Linked DNA regions of Mus musculus: region 2 is linked to region 1. A link is a contact called in ENCODE Hi-C or POLR2A ChIA-PET data. All regions are on one chromosome and are shown on one strand. Each heading gives the region's core, a stretch centred on a gene start or an enhancer-like site at or near the end of the contact. The rest is flanking DNA. Distances are from core to core; before and after follow the strand shown.

What was found. Hi-C counts contacts between places; a loop is a spot of excess contacts on that map. ChIA-PET counts read pairs that join two places held with the same protein, here RNA polymerase II (POLR2A).
Region 2: a loop to region 1 is called in a map of regulatory T cell, with 4 times the contacts of the local background. The contact joins the promoter of Zmiz1 here to the enhancer-like site in region 1. A Hi-C loop is called at or near these places in 7 of 37 maps with a recorded cell type or tissue (Patski, T-helper 1 cell, T-helper 17 cell and 4 more). POLR2A ChIA-PET finds 5 or more read pairs at or near these places in 1 of 5 experiments (Patski).

The regions. Positions count from the first base shown.
Region 1 is chr14:25,188,946-25,192,919 of GRCm38, reverse strand. It overlaps Gm32307 (a long non-coding RNA gene), which reads left to right. Exons shown (of 3, transcript XR_874431.2): 2 at 1-221. Among named protein-coding and RNA genes, the nearest start is that of Gm32307, 8.2 kb to the left of the region's middle. Within about 2 kb of position 2,054, at least 1 of the 3 ENCODE cell types and tissues checked has a DNase peak (open chromatin) inside an H3K27ac peak, as active enhancers do; it is gastrocnemius, where a contact is called at or near this core.
Region 2 is chr14:25,457,544-25,461,517 of GRCm38, reverse strand. It overlaps Zmiz1 (zinc finger, MIZ-type containing 1), which reads right to left and starts at 2,333. Exons shown (of 24, transcript NM_001310666.1): 1 at 1,962-2,333.

The sequences.
Region 1 (3,974 bases), core at 805-3,304:
TAAGGCACAGGTGGCTCTTTGGCCTTGGCTTATGTCTGCTTGGGATGCAGATGGCCTCAGTGATGCAAGTTGCCTGCTGCACAGAAGTGTGGACCAAGTGTTGTGGGACAGACAAGGCAATGCTGGGATGCTGGCCAAGGGAGTGACCTTGAAGAATGACCACAGCTGGCTGCTTAGGAGGTGGAAAGACAGATTTGGTCCTCTGGGAACATCTGCTGAAGGTACAGAGCACGTGTGGGGGTGTCCAACCTTTTGACATTGTAGAATGACTTTGCTACACACCATGCATTGTTGATTTTGCCCACCTTCAAAACTGCAAAACAACAACGAATCTTTCAAGAGCCTTTAAGAATGTTTATCATTCTCTTTTGGGTGGTATTCATAATTAGCTTTGGGGCTGTATTTGTAGTTCCTTTGGCTGCAATGTGGCTCAAGGGCTCTGGGTTAGGCATGCTTGCCAGTGATAGTTAGTAGATAGAGATGATGCAGGGGGCAGGGAAGCAGACTGGGCACTGGTGCGATGAGGTGGCTTTCGCTCTAGGGAGGATGAGGTAGAGCTGCCCAGGTGAGCACCCTAGCTTCTTTCAGTTGCCCCCATGGCTGTGTGAGAATATGCTATAAAGCTGGACGCAAACATCATAGAACATGGGGTCTTGGCATAGAGCCCCACAGCACAGAGACCTCTCAGGAGGCCATGCATGCTACACACACACACACACACACACACACACACACACACGGGGGGGGGATGGGGGGTGAGGGAGGGACTGGCTCCAGGCAGTAAACTGGGTGAGGAGAAGTGGGATCTATTGGTGTTTAGGACACTGAGGTAATTAGCTAAGTTATTTCTTCAAATGTGCTATCAAAAGAACTCAAAATGACAGTGGCTTAAAGAGACAAGTCCAGGTACAAGGTCCCAGACTGTATTGTAGCTCCCTGAATGTCAGAGACCCAGACCTCTGCCATCTTGTTGCTCTGCCATCCCCAATAACCAGCTCTGATTGCATGGCCCAAATGACTGCACCAATGTGAACCTCATTCTCTAAGAAGCACCCCACTTATAGGGTTGAGGGGAAAGCACAAGAGTCAGTGTGTTTATTCGTTTCAAAGTTTTCCCTTCAGATTCTGTACTTCTTGGTTAGCATGTTGGTGGCAAAGCTTAGAGACAATATGATATATAGCTGAACGGGAGGCTGGAAACTGCAGGCTCACTGTATACCCAGCTAGATGATTCTCCACTGTGGAAGAAGAAAGAACCTGAGTGGGAGCTTTTCTGAGCTCAATAGCTCTCATCAGTAAAACATACCCTGCCAACAGTCATAAGTATTTTTTAATCAAGTAAATGCGAAATATGATCCATTCTCTCTCAATCATTCCCTATGTCCCACCCCCCTGGGGGCGTGTCTGATGTCCCTATTTGGGCTAGTTCTCCCCCACTGTGGAGGGAGATGTTAGAAATGTATGGGAATGATCTCTATGGGGCCAGCTGAAGGATTTGGGGATGTGAATCCCATTAGCATACAGCTTCATGACTTTTATGAGGAAGTTTGTCACACTGGGAAAAAAAATCAAGAAACATCTGCTTGGCCCTCAGTACCTATGGCCTATCATCCCCATGTGCAGTTTTTCAGTGAACACTTAGACCCCAAGAAGAACTGAGAGAGACTGAGGTCCCCACACAGTTGTGGGAGTCGATTCTACTGCTGGCCTTCCTCTTTGCTCTTGGCCCTGGCTGGGTGTAGAGTTGGCTGGGTGTGCATGCCTGGCACACTCTACCCAGTGTCTCCCCTGCAGTCCCCAAAGCTCCCAGCCAGAGGCCAGCTAGGATTTCAGAGGCACAAGTGGGCTGCTGTGCTGGCCTGCCAGGTGAGCAGAACAGAGGCGCTTTAAGGAGCACCGCTCTGTGGATCGGATCGGCTTTCCTCTCCCGGCGACAGCTCAGACCCAGAGCAAATCTCTGTCTTTCCAGAGCCAGGGGTTTGAGGCTGTCATGAATGAAGGTTTTTATCCTAAGCTAGTAGCCTACCCTTTACGGCGCCTGATGCCCGTGCCAGGGCTGGCATGGGAGGCTGGCTGGAGGAGGAGTGGGTGGCTGGGTTGGAGGAAGAAGGCTCAGTGGCTCCCTCACTGCCATGCCACCCAGGCCAAGACAGGGAGGAGTGAGAGGAGGTGGACACTTGTGTTGATTGGGGCACCATGGGTTCTGAAGTGCAGCTGGCCAGAGTATCTTCATGGCCCACTCATGAGCTAGACTCCTGGGGCCACCAGAGTCACCTGCAGCTTGCTGTCACAGCACAGAGCTAGGAGGGTTGCACTCAAAGGAGGAGAGAGGGAAAGTGGCCATTCCCCTCCACCTCAAAGTGCTACTGAGCACCTTGGAGTGAGCACCAGTAAGCAAGGGATAAGCAGAGAGAGGACCTAATTGGGCCATCACTCAGAGGGTGGGTCAGGAAGGGACAAAGCTCAAACCAGAGCATGCAGGAGCTGTAATGAGAGCTCCACGAGAGCTGGGACATTGAGGGGGACCAGGGTTGGGTGCAGGGGCAGCTTCTCTGCAGGCCAGGCAGCTGAATGCATGCCACGTGGTGGTGATAGAACTGGCCCGCTGCATGTTTAAGGCTGACAGGCCATCTTGGTTCAAATTCTGTTCTACTTTTCACCCAGCCTAGGCAAGGCACGCGGTGCTTTCCACCTGTGGTTCCAGGTATTTGAGCAAGCATGGAACCCAGTGAATAGCAGGGCATGTGGGGCGTCTGATGAACAGTTTACTGTTCATTTTGTGTACTGTCTACGCATCCCAAGTCTAAAGCACGGGCTTGTGTCTTTTCTGGCCAAATTGCCACAGTCCTACAAGCTAGAGTGACTTTCTCTCTCTCTCTCTCTCTCTCTCTCTCTCTCTCTCTCTCTCTCTCTCTCTCTCTCTCTCTCTGTTTTTTGTTTGTTTTCTGTGTAGCCCTGGTTGTCCTAGAACTTTCTCTGTAGACCAGGCTGGCCTCAAGCGCAGAGATCTGCCAGCCTCTGCCTCCCAAATGCTGAGATTAAAGGTGTGCTGTGCACCACCACCTCCCTGCTGAGTAAGTCCTTAATGTTGCCACAGGAGAGTGGCTCAGAAACATTACCATTTACCAGGAGCATGCATGGGGTTAGGGACAGTAGGCACAGGGAGACACAAATCTTTCTCTGTCTCTGTCTCTCTGTCTCTCTCTGTCTGTCTCTGTCTCTCTGTCTCTGTCTCTCTGTCTCTGTCTCTCTCTCTCTCTCTCTCTCTCTCTCTCTCTCTCTCTCTCTCTCGTCACCGTGAGCTTCCTGAAGTAGTCATCTTGAAAGTTCTATGCTTGGAGCATTCGTAGAAGAGGTCTGAATCACCATAGGATGAAACAGGCCCAGAGAGACTGAGTAACCCACACAGGGTCACACAGCAGGGGTGTGTAGGAGTGCCTTTTAAATCCATTTACCTGACTCATGCCTGCCTGTTTCCTGGAGAAAGCCCACACTTTTTCTTGCAGAGCGTGGTTTGAAGACTACTGGGGATGGCTTGAGATCCTTCAAGTTGTTATCATGGTACACAGGACTCAGTCACTCCTAGTGACGTATACAGGAGACACACAGAGCCAGACACTCTCCACTACTGGCAGCTCTGGGGAGGGTTCTCCAGTGTGGGCTGGGCAGCTCCTCATCCCCACAGAGTGCAAAGACCCACAGGAAGTCAGAGTCAGCTCTCTGAGACAGGACCCTCAAGCCCAGAGCTGGATAAACCTCTGCCCCACACTTGGCAGGGTACCTTAAGGTGAGGCCTTCTTAGAAACTCAGGATCTTCATCTGGGAAAGGCAGCTGGGGGTGCCACACCCATTGCACTGTTAGAAGATGGTAGAAGATGGCTATGCCCACTGTCTCTTGGCTTTGTGTCCTTGCTCTTTCTCAACATAACTGCCTTGCTCACATACCCAGTATCTGAAGAGAAGCCAGGATTGCA
Region 2 (3,974 bases), core at 1,084-3,583, 270 kb before region 1:
CAATGGCTCTCTATGTAACGCCAAGGCAGGGGCTTCCACAGGCGCAGCTCACAGACCGCCCTTCCAAATCCGGGGGGTTGGTCCCCAGTGTCCATGCGCGGGGCTGTCCACCCACGGGGCTCCAAATGTCCCTGGCAGTGCAGAGAGGAGGGAAAGGCTGGCCGAGCGGTGCACTCACCCCGCCAGCCCAGCCGCCAGCCAGCTTCTTGGAGATCTCAGAGAGAACATTTGTTTGGGCTGCCAAGTTAAATCTTCCTCCCTCATGTCAGGGCATTGGAAAAGCAGTCAGGGGAAAGGGGAAGGGGGAGAGCGTGGGGGAAGGAGCCGCGGGAAGGAGGGCGGGAGAACGCGAGCAAGCAATCCAGGCGGGCAGGCTCAGAGCCCCAGTTACTCTTAGCACTGCCAGCCCAAGAAGCTGCAGTTCCCGGGGGAGACGTTGACCGAGGTCTCGGCATCGAAGCAGAGATCTGGCCGCCGGGCCTTCCAGGGCTCCCGGGTCGGGTGCCGGGATGCCCGGCTCCTTGAGCCCGGGCTGTGGGAGAGGCCCTTCACCCTGCTCCGGGCTGGAGGCACAAGGTGGAACTGTAAACCAGAGAAAGGAAAAGTTTTCGGCAGGTAGAGGGAAGGGCAGAGTAGCCGCGGCGATCCGCTGTCCCCGGGGGAGGGTGGGGGGCCCAAGCCCGCAGTCCTGGCGCGCTCCTGTCCGCTAGCCCTCCCGCCCGGGTTGTTTACATTCCTGGAGTGTCTTTTAAACCGGAGGCTGTGGCCGGCTCCTGGCCTTCTCCCGCGGCTTCGGGGCAGTCTCCCGTGAAAATCTGCTGGCGCACAATGGCCGGGAGAGGAGGCCGCCCCTCTCCCGCGCCCCCACCGCTCCAGGGCGGGGAGCCTGCCCTCTGCACCGCGCCCTCTCCCCGCCTGGCCAGCTTCCTGGACAGATGTCTCCGGCCAGGGGGCGACGCGCTCCCGCAGCCTGCACCGCGACACCGAGGCCGTGCTCCCCACTGTTTTCTCCCTGGCCCTGACGCCAGGAATGTGAAACAAGCTTTCTGAGCTTCCCTCCCACAATCCGGACCGAGCTTCAGCTCCGGCCCGGCCCCTCAATCTCCTCCCGGGTCGGCCTCCCACTCCCCCGGGGCCACCGCCGCCGGAGACAGAGAGGAAGAAAGAACACGGGGAAATTACTTTCGTATTTGCAACGCGCGCGCACACACACACAGACACATCTTCCCCTTGGGCTCGCCTCCCGACTGGGGCAGCCCCGGCCAGGCGTTGGCCTGAAAGCCCCTTCGGCTTCCGAAGCCCGAACGAGAAGCCTCGACACATCTCTTCAACGTGTCCTGCTTCAGCCACGCGCCGCGTTTCCCTGGGCTATTCTCCCCCCAAAACAACTTAACCGCGCCCCCATCTCCCATGTACAAAAGTGTGTTCTCCATAGAAATTCGGAGGCACAACTTAACACCACCAACCCTTGCCACCCTAGAATCCAGCGCCTTCCCGGAGGTTCTCCTACGCACACAGGAGCACAACTTCACATCTTTCCAAAAGAGGCAAGGGAGAAGCAGCCAGTCCTTCCCGGGTCCTCTCCTCCCTCCTCCGAATCCGTATCCCGGCTGGCTCCCGACTGATCGGAGCGACGGCTGGGAGGCGCGCCGGCAGGAGGCGGGCACCGAGTCCGAGCGCACAACCGCACCGGCGCCCCGTACACCCGAAGAACCCCGGGTCCCCGCGCTCATCCGGAGCCGCTCTACACAAGCTGGGCGCTCGCTGGTGGCCAGAGCCTCCGCCCCCGGCGGCCAGAGCAGCGGGCCGAGCCTGCACGGCTGGCTTCTTTCGCCCGGCCAGAGCTAAACCTTTAAGAGGAAAGCCCTAGTATAGTACACGGCGCTCGCACCCCGATGATCCGCCGGGAGCGGGTGGAAGCCTCGGTGTTAACGGGCGCTTGGCTCTGTCCCCAAACTTACCGGGCGCTGCGAGCACCACTGCCACCGCTGGAGGACGCGCCGCCGCCACCGCCGTGTAGGGCAGGCTGGAGCCGGGAGGAGCGCAGCGAGAGCGCGGAAATCCACTCGGCTCCGACTCCGGCTCCGGCTCCTCACCGGCCGGGGCTAGGGTCAGCGCGCTGCGCGGGCGCTGCTCGCTTGCTCTGCAGCCGGATCGCTGCTCGCCCGGCCGGCAGCTTGCTCTCCCGGGCGCCCGCCGCCGCCGCCGCTCGCTTTTTTAATGTCCACAGACAGTGAAAAGGAACTCGGCGTTAGGGGGTGAGTAAGTGAATCAACTCGCCCGGAGCCGAGCAAGTTGAAGTGTCAGATTACATTGGCTATTCTATTTCCAAAGGGCCCCGCGCCGCCGGCCTCCCGCAAAAGCCGGCACGGAGTCACGGCGGGAGCGGAGTGCCGCGCCTCCGGCGCGCAGCTCTGCTTGCCTTGGTTCGCTCTCCATCTGCGCGCTCGCTGCGCTCTCCTTTTCTCTTTTCCTTTCCTTTCCGCCTCTCTCCTTTCCCTTCTTTTCCTCCCTTTCTTCTCCGTTCCCAGGTCTCAGCTCTTTTCCGAACCCTGTTAGGCACCGCGCCACCCTCACCCTCCTCTGCTGCTCGTTCACTCTCGTCCCTCTTCTCGCCTCCCTTCGCTGCTCTTTAACGCCCCCCTCTCCGCATCCCATAAGTTTGGAGCGGAGAGACTGATGTGCCTAGGAAGGGATCACATTGGTAGGAGCAAAATTACTTCCAGAAGGCGTACCCCGCTTCCTACTGGTCCCCTGCAGGAGTGCACTGAGACCTCAGGTGCTGTCAGCTATCTGAATTGGGGTGACTGGATTGCTAATGAGACACTGTGTGCGAAACTTCCATGTAGATTTTGGGATTATTCCTAAAACAGGGTGAGAGAGGGTGAGAGGACCCTAACCTTCACTACCACCGGTGACGCAGGGGAGACTAAAGTGCGCCTCCATTGACATCTTGAGAAAGAGCGAGAGGTGCAGCGAGAACCATAAATACCCACTACTACTTGAAGTTAAGAGCAAGGACGCCTTAGTGCCTGGTAGGGAGCGCCTGGGGCGCTGAGAGCCGAGCGCTCCCGCTTTGCAGAGGTGGAAATAACCCAACCAAGCCCACAGCCCAGGGCTGGGCTCCACTCCTACAGTGGCGAAGAGCACTCACGAAGCAGTTAGGTGCGCTCACTTGCGGAGGTTCCCCTCACAGACCGGCCCCCAAGTGTATCCAAGTGCGCACTCCCTTTGGCTCTTGTCCATTACCACTCACACAGAAACTCCTACACAAACGGCAAACGGGTTTGCGCCTACCTTACAGCATGGCACGCATACTTCTCATAGCACGCATGACCCCCTCCACACACTTGTACACACACTTTCCATCCCAGTTATGCCCGTGCACCTGGAGTCATACAATTGAACACACAAATATAGTGTACACCACCCCCGGTACGTTTAAAAACAAAACAAAACACGAGGCATTCCCCCGTGCACTACCTCTCACATTCGCGTACACATACCACACATGTTCCCCTTACTCTTCCACATCCCTTCCTCAACCCCACCCGCCTCTCGATTAGAGGTAATGTAGTCCTAAAGACAACAAGCGTCTAGGCTGGACCCGCGCGCGCGCGCGCGCGCGCACGCGCTCCCCTTCAGGACAGGCGGGGGAGGCTTGGGTCTGAGCCCGCTAGGGACTCCAGGTGTGGCGATAACTCCGTGCTCCGCGTTTTGCAGGCAGCCACGGTGTCGGAGGCGAGGCGAGGAAGGGAGCTGGAATAACAAAGGCAAGTTGGGAAGAGCGCAAGGGGGCGCAGCCCTGGCCGGGCCGCGGGGGGAGCCCTGCACTGCCGGGTCGTCGGAGGCTGCTTGGCCGCCAGCCGGGGGAACCGGAGGTGGGGAGGAAAAGTGGGGGGAGAGGGGCGGAGCCGCCGCGTGACGTCAGAGAACAATGACACCGCTGGGGGCGGGTTTGGGCAGGCAGCCCG